Regions from separate parts of the Homo sapiens genome. Here region 1 is linked to region 2. Evidence: chromatin contacts called from ENCODE Hi-C or POLR2A ChIA-PET data. All regions are on one chromosome and are shown on one strand. The core of a region is the stretch at or near the end of the contact, and the rest is flanking DNA. Distances in the headings are between cores, read along the strand shown.

Region 1 (7,048 bases), core at 3,440-5,939, 270 kb after region 2:
GTCGGAGAGGCTGGAGACAGAATGGGCATTGTAGGTCATTGCAAGGACTTGGACTTTTGCTGTCAATAAACCAGAAAGCTATTGGAGGATTTCCAACAGAAAAGTGACATGATCCAACTCACATTTTAAAAGGTTCTCTTTGGCTGCTGTCTTAAGAATAGATAGGGCAAGGACAGAAACAGGAAAACCAGTTAAGAGTCTGTTGCAGTAATCAGGCAAGAGAAGATGGCTCAAACCAGGATGGCTACAGTAGAAGGGTGAGAAGAAGTCAGGCTCTAGATATATTTTGAAAATAGAACCAACAGGATTTCCTGACAGAATAAATGAAGGGTTTGAAGGAGAGGATTGAAGGAGGACTCCAGTGCTTTTTGCCTAGGCAACTGGGTGTTGCTATCAGTTGAGACAGGGAAAGTCTTTATCAGGTAGAGTAGGATTTGGAGTAAGCTCGGGAGTTCAGTGTCATATACGATGAGTTTGGCATGTCTGTTGGAGATACTGAGTAGGTAGTGGGATATATGAGTGTGCAGTTTGGGAGAGAGAAGTGGTCTAAAATAGACATTTGGGAGTTAGCAGCACATGGGTGGTATTTAATGCTAGGACTAAATGAAATTGCCAGAGACTGGCAGAGAGAAAAGGCAGAGACTGTAGATAAAGAAGGCCAAGGCCCCCAGGCCTGGGCACCTCAACCTGAAAGCTGGAGAAAAGCAGGGGAAGTAGTAAAAGAAACTAAGGAGAAACCCTTGAGGTTGGAGAAAACTCAAGTGTGTGTGCCTTACAAAGCACATGAAGAAAATGTTTCCAGGAGAGAAGAGTGATCAACTGAGTAAAATGTTACAGATAGGTTAATGAGATGAAGACCAAGGATTGACCACTGGATTTATCAAAGAGGGATAACAGAGGTAAAACTGAGAGCACTTAGCACATGGTAGGTAATTAAGGGATGAAAAAAGTTAATGACTCCAAAGAGATTGGAGGTAAGAGGGAGACAAACTGGCCACATGCTAGATTTTGGATGTATGTTTATGTTGAGATGTTGGAGCACTGAGATGGAGAAAAGTGATGTTTAGAAGGCATTAAAAATAGGTGATAGAGGCCGGATGCAGTGGCTCACTGTAATCCCAGCACTTTGGGAGACCCAGGCAGGCAGATCGCATAAGCTCAGGAGTTCCAGACCAGCCTGGGCAACGTGGTGAAACCACATCTCTATAAAAAATACAAAAATTAGCCGGGTGTGGTGGTGTGTGTCTATAGTCCCATCTACTCAGGAAGCTGAGGAGGGAGGATCACTTGAGCCTGGGAGGTAGAGGTTGCAGTGACCCGAGATCACACCACTGCACTTCAGTCTGGGTGACAGAATAAGCCTCTGTCTCAAAAACAAACAAACAAACAAACAAAAAACAGAAGAAAAGAAAAAAATAGGTGCTATAGTTACACAGAGTTTTGAAGGACAGGATTAGAATAAGGATGAGTAGGAGCCAAAACCTAAGTCCTAATCTAATGAGAATCTACGTATTTTCATTCATCGAGAGGCAAGAGTATCTTTTATTGGTTGCAGAGGTTAAGTCAAGTGACATCTCAAGGACCTTTTCTACCATGAGATAAGGGAAGAGTGGGTTGGGATAGGTTGAAAAATCTGTTATGCAGCCTTTTGGATGACATCAGAGCACTTCAAAAGAAAGAGAAGAATGTATTTTTTTAGCACCTTGTTCTAGTAAGGCCACTCAAGGGTATGCTGACTAAGAACAAGAATGTGTGTGTTCTTCACCACGAGCCTGTAGGACCAGACAGGATCAAGGTATTGGCTGTGACAAACCTTACACAAGGCTTGGTCAACTTTGTTTCACCCATCAAGAGCAATTAATTCCAAATATAGGCAGATAGAACCCGGATTAGCATCTCTAGGTTTGCTTCCTGTCTAAGGTCTGTTATAGAAGAAAAGTAAACCATTCAGGCAAAGAATAAGTATTTCCTGGCTTTCTTAAGAGCCTACAGAATTCCCCTGTGTGGTTGTCAGTGCTACCTCAGTTGCCCCAAACTGCCTTTCTGACCCTTGTCTGTTCTTCCCTGGTGGACCTGGACCTGGAAGAAATCTCTGTGCTACAGCTACAAATGAAACTTGTTTTTATTCAAATAATTGCAACACTTGACTTTTCTTTGCATTATTGACATTTGGATTTGAAAGCATGCTGGCCTTTGTTAGCCCAACATGAGGTAAGAACTCAGAAACTTTGGATACCTAAATTATGCCAAAATGCTCCATTTAATCTGTCCACTTCTACAGATTCATGGCACATTGTGGAATCTTAGTATTTATTTTATTAATCTTGATTTTTTTCTGATGATAAAAATGATGTGTTTGGTACCATAGAAGATAAAAAGTAAATTAACAATGATAGCACACACCTACATAGTGTTTACTATATATTGGGTACTGTTTAAAACCCTTTACATAAATATTAACTCATTGAATCCTCATAACCTCATGATGGTGGGTATTATTGTTATCCCCATTTAACAGCTAAGGGAACTGGAGCACAGAAAGGTTAGGTAATGTGACCAACATCACAGACCTACTAAGTAGTTCAGCTGGGATGTGAACCTAGGCAGTGAGGCCCCTGGAAATCGATGTTATTACTTGCCTCTCCCTCCTAATCCTATCCTCAGAATTTGAATGAGTAGCTAGTAGACTCTTGCTTTTCTCTGACCCTGGATTTGGCCCCATACAGACCCTCCAGCTTCCGTGGTCTCCACAGCCCACAGGTATGAGACCCTGCCTGAATTGCCCCATCTCTGTGACTCTCTGAAGCAGGGAGCAGTCTTTGCACCGATCCACACAACTCGGTGTCAGCTCTTAGCATTTTGTGTCAGTTTTTGGTCGCCATGTTCACCTATCCTTCCCGACTGTGAGCTCCTTGGGGATAGGGGTTGTATCTTCTTTATCCGTATTTCCCAGCACCTGGGATAATGTGTGGCTCAAAAAGTCACAGAAATTTTGGAAATGTCAAATTCCTGGCACAGATTCAGCTGCAGTGGCAGAGCACCTTGTTGGACGATGGCCGTCTCTTGCTAAGCCCAGATGTGGCCTCTGAATCATCCTCAATATGCCCCTCTAGGCAACCACTATAATTCAATAAGAGATGGCATGTGAGCTGAAGCTTGTCTGCCCACCCTGCCATAAATGTTTGCTGAACAGTAGGGACTTAATAAATTCCTGAGCTCACTAGGCACATGTTCATGAAAATAATGAATTTCCAAAATAAACAAGAAAATGTCCCTAGGAATTCACTAAATATTTGGTGATAATATTGATCATTTAGCCTTCTGTCATAATCACCTTAGTGACATTTATTGTTACTCTTGCTCCTTTTTGACTTATTTGACCAAATCAGTTTCAATACTAACAGACTTTTAAAAACATACCTTGATTATAGAGATAGTTACATGAATTTATACATGTGATGAACTGCCATAGTTACAAATGTATACCCAAAAAAACTAGTGATCGTAAAAACAGCTGAGATCTGAATAAGGCCTGTAGTCTAGTTAGTTGTATTGCATTAATGTCAAGCTTCTGATTTTGATAATGCACTATTGATACGTAAGATGTCACCTTGGGGGAAGCTGGGTGATGGGTACATGAGACGTCTCTGGGTAGTATTTCTGCAATTTCTTGTAAATCTATAATTACGTCAAAATTAAAAGTTAAAAAACAAAAATTACTTGGGATATTCAGTGCCTGGATTTTGGAGGGGTTCGGGGGAGGACATTGGTTTGGTCCTTGTTCTTGGTCTTCCTGAGGGGTAGAGGAAGTCCTTGCATTTATGGAAAGGATGGCTGCTAGGCCTCATAGAGCCAACATCTGAAACTAAACAACTTCTGCAAGCAAAGTGGAGGACGAGTAGGAGTGAATCTCAGGGAAAGTGGCTCCCTTAGGAGCCCCTGATCTGCTACGGGAAAAAAACCTCCATTTCTCTCAGCCCCTAATGCGGCAAGAGTCAGCGATTTCAAAGGTACTTGTTTTGCTCATGAAGTCCTTCCTCTTCCTTTTGCCCTTCACCTTTTTTCACAAGGCCACAAACCGCTTCAAGTGCATTTCAGTCAGCCTGTGAGAACCATCAGAACACAGATATTCAAGAGAGGGAGAGACACCAGGCAGCTCAGCTCTAGATGGGTCTGGCAAGGAAAGAGGCCTTTGCAAATGGCCTCTTGGAACCTAAAAAGGAAGGGTGAAGCCTGGGGACCCTGATTCTATCTTGCAGGCTGCAGGTCATCCCCACCCAAAGCCTTTGGAGCCACTGTTGTAGTCTGGAGTTCCTTTGAAATCTTTCATGGAATTATTTTGCCTTTTACCAGCAGACTTTCTTTCTCGGTGGAAAATTTCTTCCTCCCAAAAATCTAGCCAACCTGGCATGTAACTGAAAAATTCCATTATTTCCTTAACCCCTCATTTGCTCTTCAAAGAGGTAACTAATGAAAGAGTTGGTTTGCTTTCTTTGAGAAGCATTTATAACAGCTGGCATGGTATATTTTTAGCTTTAGCTTCCTTCCCCTTTGGGGGAAACTTTTTTTAGTATGGCACTGGCCTTCCTAATACATACTACATTGTAAACATGACTCAGTGATATCTCAGAGGACTCGATGTTGCCACCGGCTGATCCTTCTCCTGTTTCCAAGAGTCCAGGGTTTTTACCGGACTGTGTTTTTCCTCATCATGCCTAGTGTCTGTTTTCCAAGGCTTGGGGAGGAATGATCAGAAAAATGCTGTAGTGGGCGAGAAGCCTGCTAGTTGATCATGTGTTGGAGATCCCTCTGCCTGGAAAAAGCCAGAGACCTCCATGGGCTGCATGCACCTTGGGTCATGAGGCTGTGCTCTCCATCCCCCATCCAGGAAGATTTTTTTAGACTTCAGTGACAGTGAGGGTTATTAAACACTAGATGAGCTACAGAGGAAGACAGTTGTGTTCTCATTCCCCACCAGACTTTAAAAATAGGATGGATTCTGGCTGGAATAAATGGCTTAAGTTGGACTAGCCTGGAAGAGGGGAGGAGGAAAGGGGAGATGAACAGGATGGCTTCTGTAAGACCCTTTTTGAGCCCTGTAGTCTTATGATTTCTGTTATTTCACAAGATTTAGAGTCATAGACTAACTATAGCTGTTCTACAAACAGACAGGAAAACTTTTAAATTTGCATTTACTGATTTTTTTTTCTTTTAAGATTTCCCGAGTAAACTCAGGCTACACTAAAGAAAGATGTCTCATGACTGTAGCTTACACATATCTTTGATATCTTTAATTTCAAAAAATTAAACCTTTGAATTTCACGGTCTTAGGTACCGAGGTGAGGGTAAATGTTAGTGCCATCAACTATTGTCAATCTAGGGTATATTTTCTAACTGTTAAACACTAAATCTCATTCCGGCCATCTCCCATCCCCACCCCAGCTCTCAACATTCTATTAGGTAAAATACATTCTCAGGAAATCTCAGGTATCAGTCAGTTAAGAGCAGGGTGTGGAGATGAGGAAGCCAGGTGAGCAGGGGGCTCCAAAATCTGGAAAATGCTATAAAGGATTTTTGTGGGTTGGAGGAAGGCTAAAACTCCCAACATACTCCAGGGTAGTCATTCCTTGCTAAAACTTTGGACCATTTCCACAGACAAATTCCATGGCTAGAGCTAGACAGTGAAGCCAATGGGAGCACAGGGTTTGCTTTAGAGATTTGTTTCACAGCCAGCCTTTCTGAGATGCATCCTTTTGGAAAAGCCCAGCAAAACCCATATGGAGCTAAAAGATTTATAATGGATTACTTTATGCTTTAGTCTTCTGCTTTGCACAGTAAGACATTGCTATATAAAGGGAATTAATTATAAGGCTGTGAATAGTGTTTGAGAGATTCAAGTTGGTACATAAACAATGAGGCAGTCTTGATTAAGAACAACTTTGAAGTCAGACAAGTTGGTTTTAAAGTCCAGTTTTTCCAATAACTAGAGGTATAGTTATGGACAAGTTACTTGACCTCTAAGCCTCCTTTCCTCATCTATAAAATGAGAATAAATTTCAGTAGAAGGCTTCTTCATTGACTTGATCCAGATAGGTAGTTGATGCATTCATTGTACTAGCTGTTTAAAGAAGGGAATCATAACAAATAAGACTTTAAATGTATAATTTTATCTTAAAACATAAATATCTATATCCATTTTCAGCCTTTCGTATAGCATGATAGCCTTTTCTCTAAGAAGAGGGTACCTGACAGGTTGCTCTATGTCTTTCCTGCATAAATCATACCCTTAATACGTTACTGTCTTTGATTTCTTTAAAATGGAGCAGGAATTTAAAGGCATTTGCAAAAACATCAGAGCATAGACTCTCTAGATTCTAGTTTTTCTTTTTACAATTTAGCTTATAGTTTTCTCACTCACACTGAATTCAACAGTAGATTTTTAAGCAAAAATAATGAATATTTCTAAAGCATTTAAGTTTTTTTGCAGTTAACTTTATAACTTGTGTGTCATTGTTTCTGTGATGTGTTTTAAAATTACATATTTACAGTAAGTACAACTGGCATAAACAGGCTTGGGAACAACCTGTTTGACCCTTGGTACACCTACAAGTCAGCTGGTGGGAGCAGAAGGGCACAAGTAAATTACAGTGCTAGGGGAGTCAGTAAGCCATGAGCATCAGTAAGTAGTTTAAAGGGAATGGAGAGTAGTGGTTGGTCCAGAAAGTTGGTTAAGTGAAGATGAGTTAAGAGAGCATTTAAGGGTGGTTGTGAGGATTAAATGAGAAATGTGTGTAAAGCACTTGCCAGTAGGATAGCCCTTATTGTTGTCGTTATTACTGCTGGTAATAGTAAGGGTGCTTCTTCCACAAGCCCAGCCTCTGCAGTAAACTATGATGGAATAGGATCTCTGGGGAAGCCCTATGACAAAGCTATCCCATTATGCTAAATTGAAATCAAGATACTTTGAATCAGTTCTACAAAGAGCCAGCCTTCCACAAATACCATTATTCCCTTAAGGATTGTTCTAGTGATATATATTACTAAATAC
Region 2 (7,060 bases), core at 183-2,682:
CAAGAAATCCTACCTTTTGGCAACAAGTTTTTCTCCGGCTTCACTTGAAATGTGTGTTTTCCTTCTCTGCTGACTAGGCTAGCACCTTATCTCATAGAATGAAACTGTCTCCCAGGCACCCACCCTTAATTAGAAGGGGCTACCCCTATTTCACCTGAGGAGAAAGGAAATTTGTAAGAGAAATTTTGCCTGCCTCAACCCCTACAGCGGTTACATAAAACCCAGGTTCCCCACCAACTTTCTTCAAGGGTAGCATTTTAGGTATTTCAACAAAGGTTTGTTGAGCACCTGTTCTATGCCAGGTGGAGTGCTGACTGATTCACACAGTTATATAAGCTGCAGTAGGATGAAGCCCCCTTCACATATTACCAGAGCACACAGGTAAACTTTAGGCTTGTGCTGTCTAATACAGGAGCCACTAATCATGTGACTATTTAAATTTAAATTAAGCTGGGCAAGGTAGAACACACCTGCAATTCCAACACTTCAGGAAGCTGAGGCACAAGGATTGCTTGAGGCCATGGGGTTGGAGGCTGCAGTGAGCCATGGTTGCGCCACTGCACCCCAGCCTGGGTGACAGAATGAAACCTTGTCTCCAAAAAAAATTTTTAATTAAAAAATAAAAACAAAATTTAAAATTCAGTTCCTCAGCTACGCTAGCCATATTTCCAGCGCTCATATTTCCAGTATTCAATAGCCTCATGTGGCCACTATATTAGACAGCATAGATATAGGATACCTCCAACATAGAAAGTTCTACTGGGCAGCAGTACTTTAGACAATATTAAGCAGCTATAATCTGTGAGAGAATACACCCTTTTGAAAGAGGATAAAGAGCTAGTTGGATCAACCAACCATAGACAAGGTAGTGAGGAAAATAATGAGTTTACTTGACATTTTGGAGGACCATTATAGACAGTGAGAAATCTATACTCTCTGTGTTCAAACAATTCCTAGTATTCTTTGGAATTTGCGTTAATTCTTTTAGCCCATGGGAGTACTTTTGCAGTAAATACTGAATTAAGTTCCTGCTTTGACTTGCATGTATGAATGGGGCTGGATAATATTTCAAAGAAGGATTAATTTATATGCTTGTTCTCTCTCTCTCCCTCCTTCTTTCCCCTCCTCCTTCCCTCAAATTCCTTTGTTCAAATTCTTTCCATCAATTTACCATCACTGCCCCCACTAGCCATGTTCCCAATCTGGACAGCTAGACACAAGTCAGCTGCTTGGAGCCCTGGAAAACAAAGCCCGCAAATACAAAGCATCTAGTCTAAGAAAAACTTCAGATACACAGAAAAAGTTCAGATACACATCTGAGAAATTTTCCAGCACCCTCCCCAACCCCCAACTAGATAAAGCTGGTATTGAGGAAGGGAAGGGGGAGGCGCTGAGCAGTTAGGAGAACGTGACCTCAAGAAACTTGCAAGGCTCTAAGGAAACAAGCACCACCTTGCCAAACTCCAGGGAGTTGCTTGGCAGCTCAGCTCGGGGTTTCTGCCAATTGACAGCAAGCCATACTTCACCACTGATCATCCAGGTGGGAGTGAGGCTTGGCACTCTGCCCAGCACTCCTCCAGTGCCAAGGGCAGGGCAGGTGGGGGCGTAGGATGCTCAGAGACATGGTGGTAACATAAAAGGGAAAGCTCTGCATTGGTGTAAATTTATCCTCAACCAACTAACTAGTGAGGACTCCCACAAAGGGAGAATAATAGGAGAACATCTCATCCCAGTTACAAATGCCATATGCAATCCACTATGCTTTCGGATGATCTGGGCCCTTGCCTTGAATAATGAGGCACTTCCAAGAGGAAAGAACCCTGGGCACAGAAGACTATAGGTCATCAGTCCCCAGTCTTCCAGAAGATGTTTGTGTAATTGGGGAAGAAGCAATTTCACCTGGTAATTAGTGGTGGTTGTGGGTGGGCTATGGATCTAGACATGTGACTCAGACATAAGACTTGGAAAGAATAGTTATGAAGCTGGGGAAAATGGGATGCGTAACCGAAAGTGTTGGTTGCTCCCAAACCCACTCCCACTTCTTTCTTGTTGGCAGAGCTCAGAGTTTGTTCAAGGCTTTATGCCCCCTATGCCACATACTCAGAAGAGAAGCCTTTCCCAGGATTCTCTTTTTTTTTTTTTTTTTTTTGAGAAAAGGTAGCTCTGCCCCTCCAGAACAATGTGTGATTCTCAGTTATTTTCTGTATGTGGCAGAGCTGACAATGTGTTCATGTTTTTTTCTGCTCACTATGTACCTTTCCAAAACCTTGGGTTACGGCAGCATGCAAGTAGAGAGCTTCAGGCTGCCCAGCAGGATGTAGTTTCTCAATATTGGTGGCTGTGTCATCCATTCTGCCCTTTGCACTGGGAGTGCCTGTTACACAACCATGATGAAGGGAGTTAATGTACAGAAATGACTTAACAATTTCATATGTGCAAAAAAAGTCACTTTGTTTTGTTTTGTTTTTGTTTTTGGAGACAGTCTCGCTCTATTCCCCAGGCTGGAGTGCAGTGGCACGATCTCTGCTCACTGCAACCTCCGCCTCCCACGTTCAAGCAATTCTCCCGCCTCAGCCTCCTGAGTAGCTGGGATTTCAGGCACCCGCCACCATGCCCGGTTAATTTATTTATTTATTTATTTACTGAGACGGAGTCTCACTCTGTCCCCCAGGCTGGAGTACAGTGGTGTGATCTTGGCTCACTGCAACCTCCGCCTCCCAGGTTCAAGCAATTCTCCTGCCTCGGCCTCCCGAGTAGCTGGGATTACAGGTGCATGGCATCAGGCCTGGCTAATTTTATTGTATTTTTAGTAGAGACAGGGTTTCACCATGCTGGCTAGGCTGGTCTTGAACTCCTGACCTCAGGTGATCCACCTGCCTCAGCCTCCTGAAGTGCTGGGATTACAGGCGTGAGCCACCACGCCAGGGCTATTGTTCTTAATTTGTATGTGTCTTTCATAAGCCGCATAGTTTAAAGATGGTGAAATGCACAGATCTTAAGTGTATAATTCAAGGAGTTTCAATACACATATACACCTACGTAACCTCCCTCCTAAAGACAGAGAACATTTCCATCACCCCACAAAGTTCTCTCATGACCTACCCCCTAGGCAACAATTGTTCTGCTTTCTAGTACCATGGATGAGTTTTACGGGTCCTTCAACTTCACTAAATGGAATCATATGATATGTATTCTTGGTGTCTGCTTTGTTTTGGCTCAGCATAATCTTTTGGGGTTTTCTCTTCAAAATTCATCCATATTGCTGCATGTATCAGCAGTTCATTCACTTTTTAAAAATCAACTTTATTAAGGTATAATTTACAGAAAATAATATTTACCCATTTTAAGGGCACAGTCAATGAGTGTATGGAAAATTATACACTCACCCACCCACAATCAAAATGTTCAACATTTACAATACCCAAAAAATTTCCACCATGGTGCTTCCTAACCCACAGCCAAGGCAACCACTCATCTGCTTTCTGGCATTATAGATTAGATTGGTCTTTTCTAGACCATCATATCATTGAAATTATATAGTATGTACTCTTGTCTGGCTTCTTTCATTCAGCATATTTCTGAAATTCACCCATCTTGTGTTTTCACAGGGTTTTTTTTCATTGCTCTGTAACATTCCACTGTATGAATATATCACAATTTGTTTATCTGTTCTCCTATTTATGGACATCTGGGCTATTTTTAATCTGGAGCTATTATAGACAAATCTGTAACATACATTCTTGTACATGTCTTTTTCTGAATATGTATTTTCTTTTCTCTTGGGCAGATACATAGGAGCGAAACTGCTGGGTTATGGCAAAGGTGCTATATTCTTTATTATGTTTAAGTAACTTTATTCCAACTCCATTTCCCTTTCCAGTGGATTAGTGAAAAATTCTGTCTCAGGCATTATTGGTGGTCTCCCTTCGGAGAGTCATACTAGTGTCCTGGAAATGTATGTGATCACTGTAGCAGAACGGACAGATATTAGAATCTTTGCCAAGGTTGGGAACTCCGGTACCTCCTGGCACCCCAGGGTTGTCCTCTCTATGATGCCACTGCCTCCCCACAGCCTACAGAACAGGGGACGGATCCTTACTGCCTGCAGGACTCACAGATCTCTCTCTCTGATCCCTTCCCAGTTTAGGAAATTAGCTGCTCCCTCCTCTCTCCTAGACCCCCAAAAGCCTTCACTCACCATCCTCCCACTCTGGGACACCTGGGAAATTCTCTTCAGTGCAATGAGGGCTTTCACAGGAGGCAAGAAGAGCTGTTGATCAGATGGCTTCTTCTTTCTGTCCTTCCTGCAAAAATTCCCAAGGCAAGGAAGCCTAAAGGGATTCATCACTGTCAAAGTGTGGAGGGAGAGAGGAACACAAGGGGAAAACACCAATAATTAGTTCAAGAAATGATTTAGCCACCTTTTAAGTACCAGGGAGTACTCAATCTTATTTTTGGTAGTTTTGCACATTTGATTTCCTGAAGTTGTAAACTGAATGTCCTCTTTGTTGAATGAAAGAAGTTTTGAAATCTTTGAAAGAAACTAAATGATTCTATGGGACATATTGCTCTCTAATTTCCTTTATTGAAGATTTTACCATTTGATGTGTGAGTGGGTTAGTCAGGCTCATTGGGATTGCAAGGAAAAGAGTCATGCCCAGGTTTTATCGTTCTACGGAGGTAGACCATAAGGACACACTCAGAAGTCGAGGAGCTTAGGAAGGGATTGCAGCCTTCGCAAATAGCCTTTTAAAAGACTCTGGAATGCCAGTGACCCAGAACCTGAGAGCCTCTGAGTGACTAGCATGTGTTGTCCCTCATTCCAGTGGCACATCCCTATGGTAACAACATTATCTCAGGCCCAGGGGCAGCTTTCAGGGGCCATAGAACTCAGAGAGTGTTGAACCCACATAGGAACCTAGACCCACCTTAGCAAACTTGACGTTACAGCATCATGCAGCAATTTCTGGGCTGTCTTAGTCCATTTGTGCTGCTACACTGAATAATTTATAAACAACAGAAATTTATTTCTCACAATTCTCGAAGCTGATAAGTCTAAGATTCAGGCACCAGCAGGATTGGTGTCTGGTGAGGGCTGCTGTCTCCTTCCAAGATGGCGCCTTATTGCTGCATCCCCTGAAGGGGAGAAACACTGTGTTCTCACCTGATGGAAAGAAAGGAAGGGCAAGAAGAGCCCAGGCTAGTTCCCTCCAGCCCTTTCATAAAACATGAATCCATTCGTAAAGGCAGAGCCCTCATAACTTAATCACTTTCCAAAAGGCCCCAGCTCCTAATACCACCACAATGGGGATTAAGTTTCAACATGAATTTTGGAGAGGACACATTCAAACCATAGCATGGGCTTAGGTTAAGCTGGCAGCCAGCAGCTTGCAGAGCACCTAAGATGGATGCCAAGCTTTCCAGAAACATTGATCCATAAAGACTCTGAATTTTAACGTTGAACACATACATAATCAAAAACCGAAAAACTCTATGAATAATAAAAGCTTCTGAATGCCAGCCTTGTAAGTGGGAAATGAGACTACAATGTAGGACCTTCTAGAAAATCCCTAGTAGCTGCAAACAGAAAAATCAAGCTACCACCTAAACTGTTCCCCTAGCCACGTGGGTTGAGTCATCACCACCAGTTCCTTATTAAGGAAGAACTAGACATCGACATTGAAACCAGATGTGGGGAAGCATTGCTGAAGGTTAAAAGGGCACCACTGGAGTCAAAAATCACTGCTCTACTCATAACTCTAGAGTGACCTTGGGGAAGTAACTCTGACTCTCAAAGTCTGTTTCATTTTCTGAAAAATGTGGAAGATAATAACACCTACCTCATAAAGTTGTTTTAAGGATTCAATGAGGTATAAAGGTGTTCAGCTCCGATAAATAAAAGTGTTAGTAATCCCTGCCAAGAAGACAACAGACTCAGTATGTTTGACGAAAGAAAACTTCAATGCAAAAGCAAAGATAAAAAGGGAGGAGGTGAGATTCAGAGCCCAAGTGAAAAAAATGTATATTTAGGAGAAAGACGTTTATCCACACCCAGAAAGAAATCCAAGGTCATGTTCAGACATTCACTAACTTAAAGAGAAGTTCATTAGGTTATGAAGGCTTGCCAAACTCATAGCGTCTTCTGAGGAAAACCGACCATGCAACCATCCTGTGACAGCTGATTGGACCCAGGCTATGCCTGGGCCTGCCAATCAAGCCACCAGCTCCCCCAGGAGCAAGGACACAGCAGCAGTGGTGGAGGCCACCTCCGTGATGCTCTGCCTCAGCAGATGCATCTGCCATACAACACCCCAGAGCCGAACACACAGATCCTTTGTCTCTTGGGGAGTTTGACTGTGAGACATACAAGGACACTCAGTAACTGTGAGCAAGGCCACAGGTGGAGAGATACTCAAAGAGAAAGCAGTTCACAGAGCCCAGGAGTATGCGCAATCCCAGACTAAGCTGAAACTCTAAATAATAGCCACATTTAAGCAGAAGCAGCCCACTTCCCCGACAGGCGCTTGCTTGCCTTCCTAAAAAGAATGTGGCCATGGTGGCTCACACCTGTAGTCCCTGCACTTTGGAAGGCCAAGGCAGGCGGATCGCTTGAGCCCAGGAGTTCAAACCAGCCTGGGCAACATGGGGTGAAAACCCTGTCTCTACTAAAAATACAAAAATTAGCCAGGCATAGTGGTGCATGCACACCTGTAGTCCCAGCTACTCAGGAGGCTGAAGTGGGAGGATTGCTTGAGCCCAAGAGGTTGAACTTGCAGTGAGCCAAGATTGTGCCACTGCACCCCACCCTGGGTGATAGAGTGAGACCGGTCTTAAAAAAAAAAAAAAAAAGTGGGAAGCTATTCGGAATCAATAATAGTCAAAGGTTCAATCTTGCCTTAGTCTGTTATCTCATAGTTCTGGAAGCTGGGAAGTCCAAGATCAAGGAGCTGGCAGATTCAGTATCTGGTGAGAACCCAATTTCTGATTTATAAATAAGGCCTTCTAGCTGTGTCCTCACGTGGTAGAAGGGGCAAATGAACTCCCTTGAACCTATTTCATA

What was found. Hi-C counts contacts between places; a loop is a spot of excess contacts on that map. ChIA-PET counts read pairs that join two places held with the same protein, here RNA polymerase II (POLR2A). Pooled maps may share reads with other maps.
Region 1: POLR2A ChIA-PET joins it to region 2 with 10 read pairs in AG04449. The contact joins two enhancer-like sites. A Hi-C loop is called at or near these places in 2 of 50 pooled maps. POLR2A ChIA-PET finds 5 or more read pairs at or near these places in 4 of 52 experiments (AG04449, OCI-LY7, activated T-cell and 1 more).

What each region holds. Positions count from the first base shown.
Region 1 is chr14:54,707,907-54,714,954 of GRCh38, forward strand. The region is part of intron 3 of SAMD4A (sterile alpha motif domain containing 4A); the gene reads left to right. Among named protein-coding and RNA genes, the nearest start is that of SAMD4A-AS1, 24 kb to the left of the region's middle. RefSeq lists a silencer at 1,682-1,731. Within about 2 kb of position 4,690, at least 12 of the 41 ENCODE cell types and tissues checked have a DNase peak (open chromatin) inside an H3K27ac peak, as active enhancers do.
Region 2 is chr14:54,445,044-54,452,103 of GRCh38, forward strand. No RefSeq gene overlaps it. Among named protein-coding and RNA genes, the nearest start is that of CNIH1, 7.2 kb to the left of the region's middle. Within about 2 kb of position 1,433, at least 11 of the 41 ENCODE cell types and tissues checked have a DNase peak (open chromatin) inside an H3K27ac peak, as active enhancers do.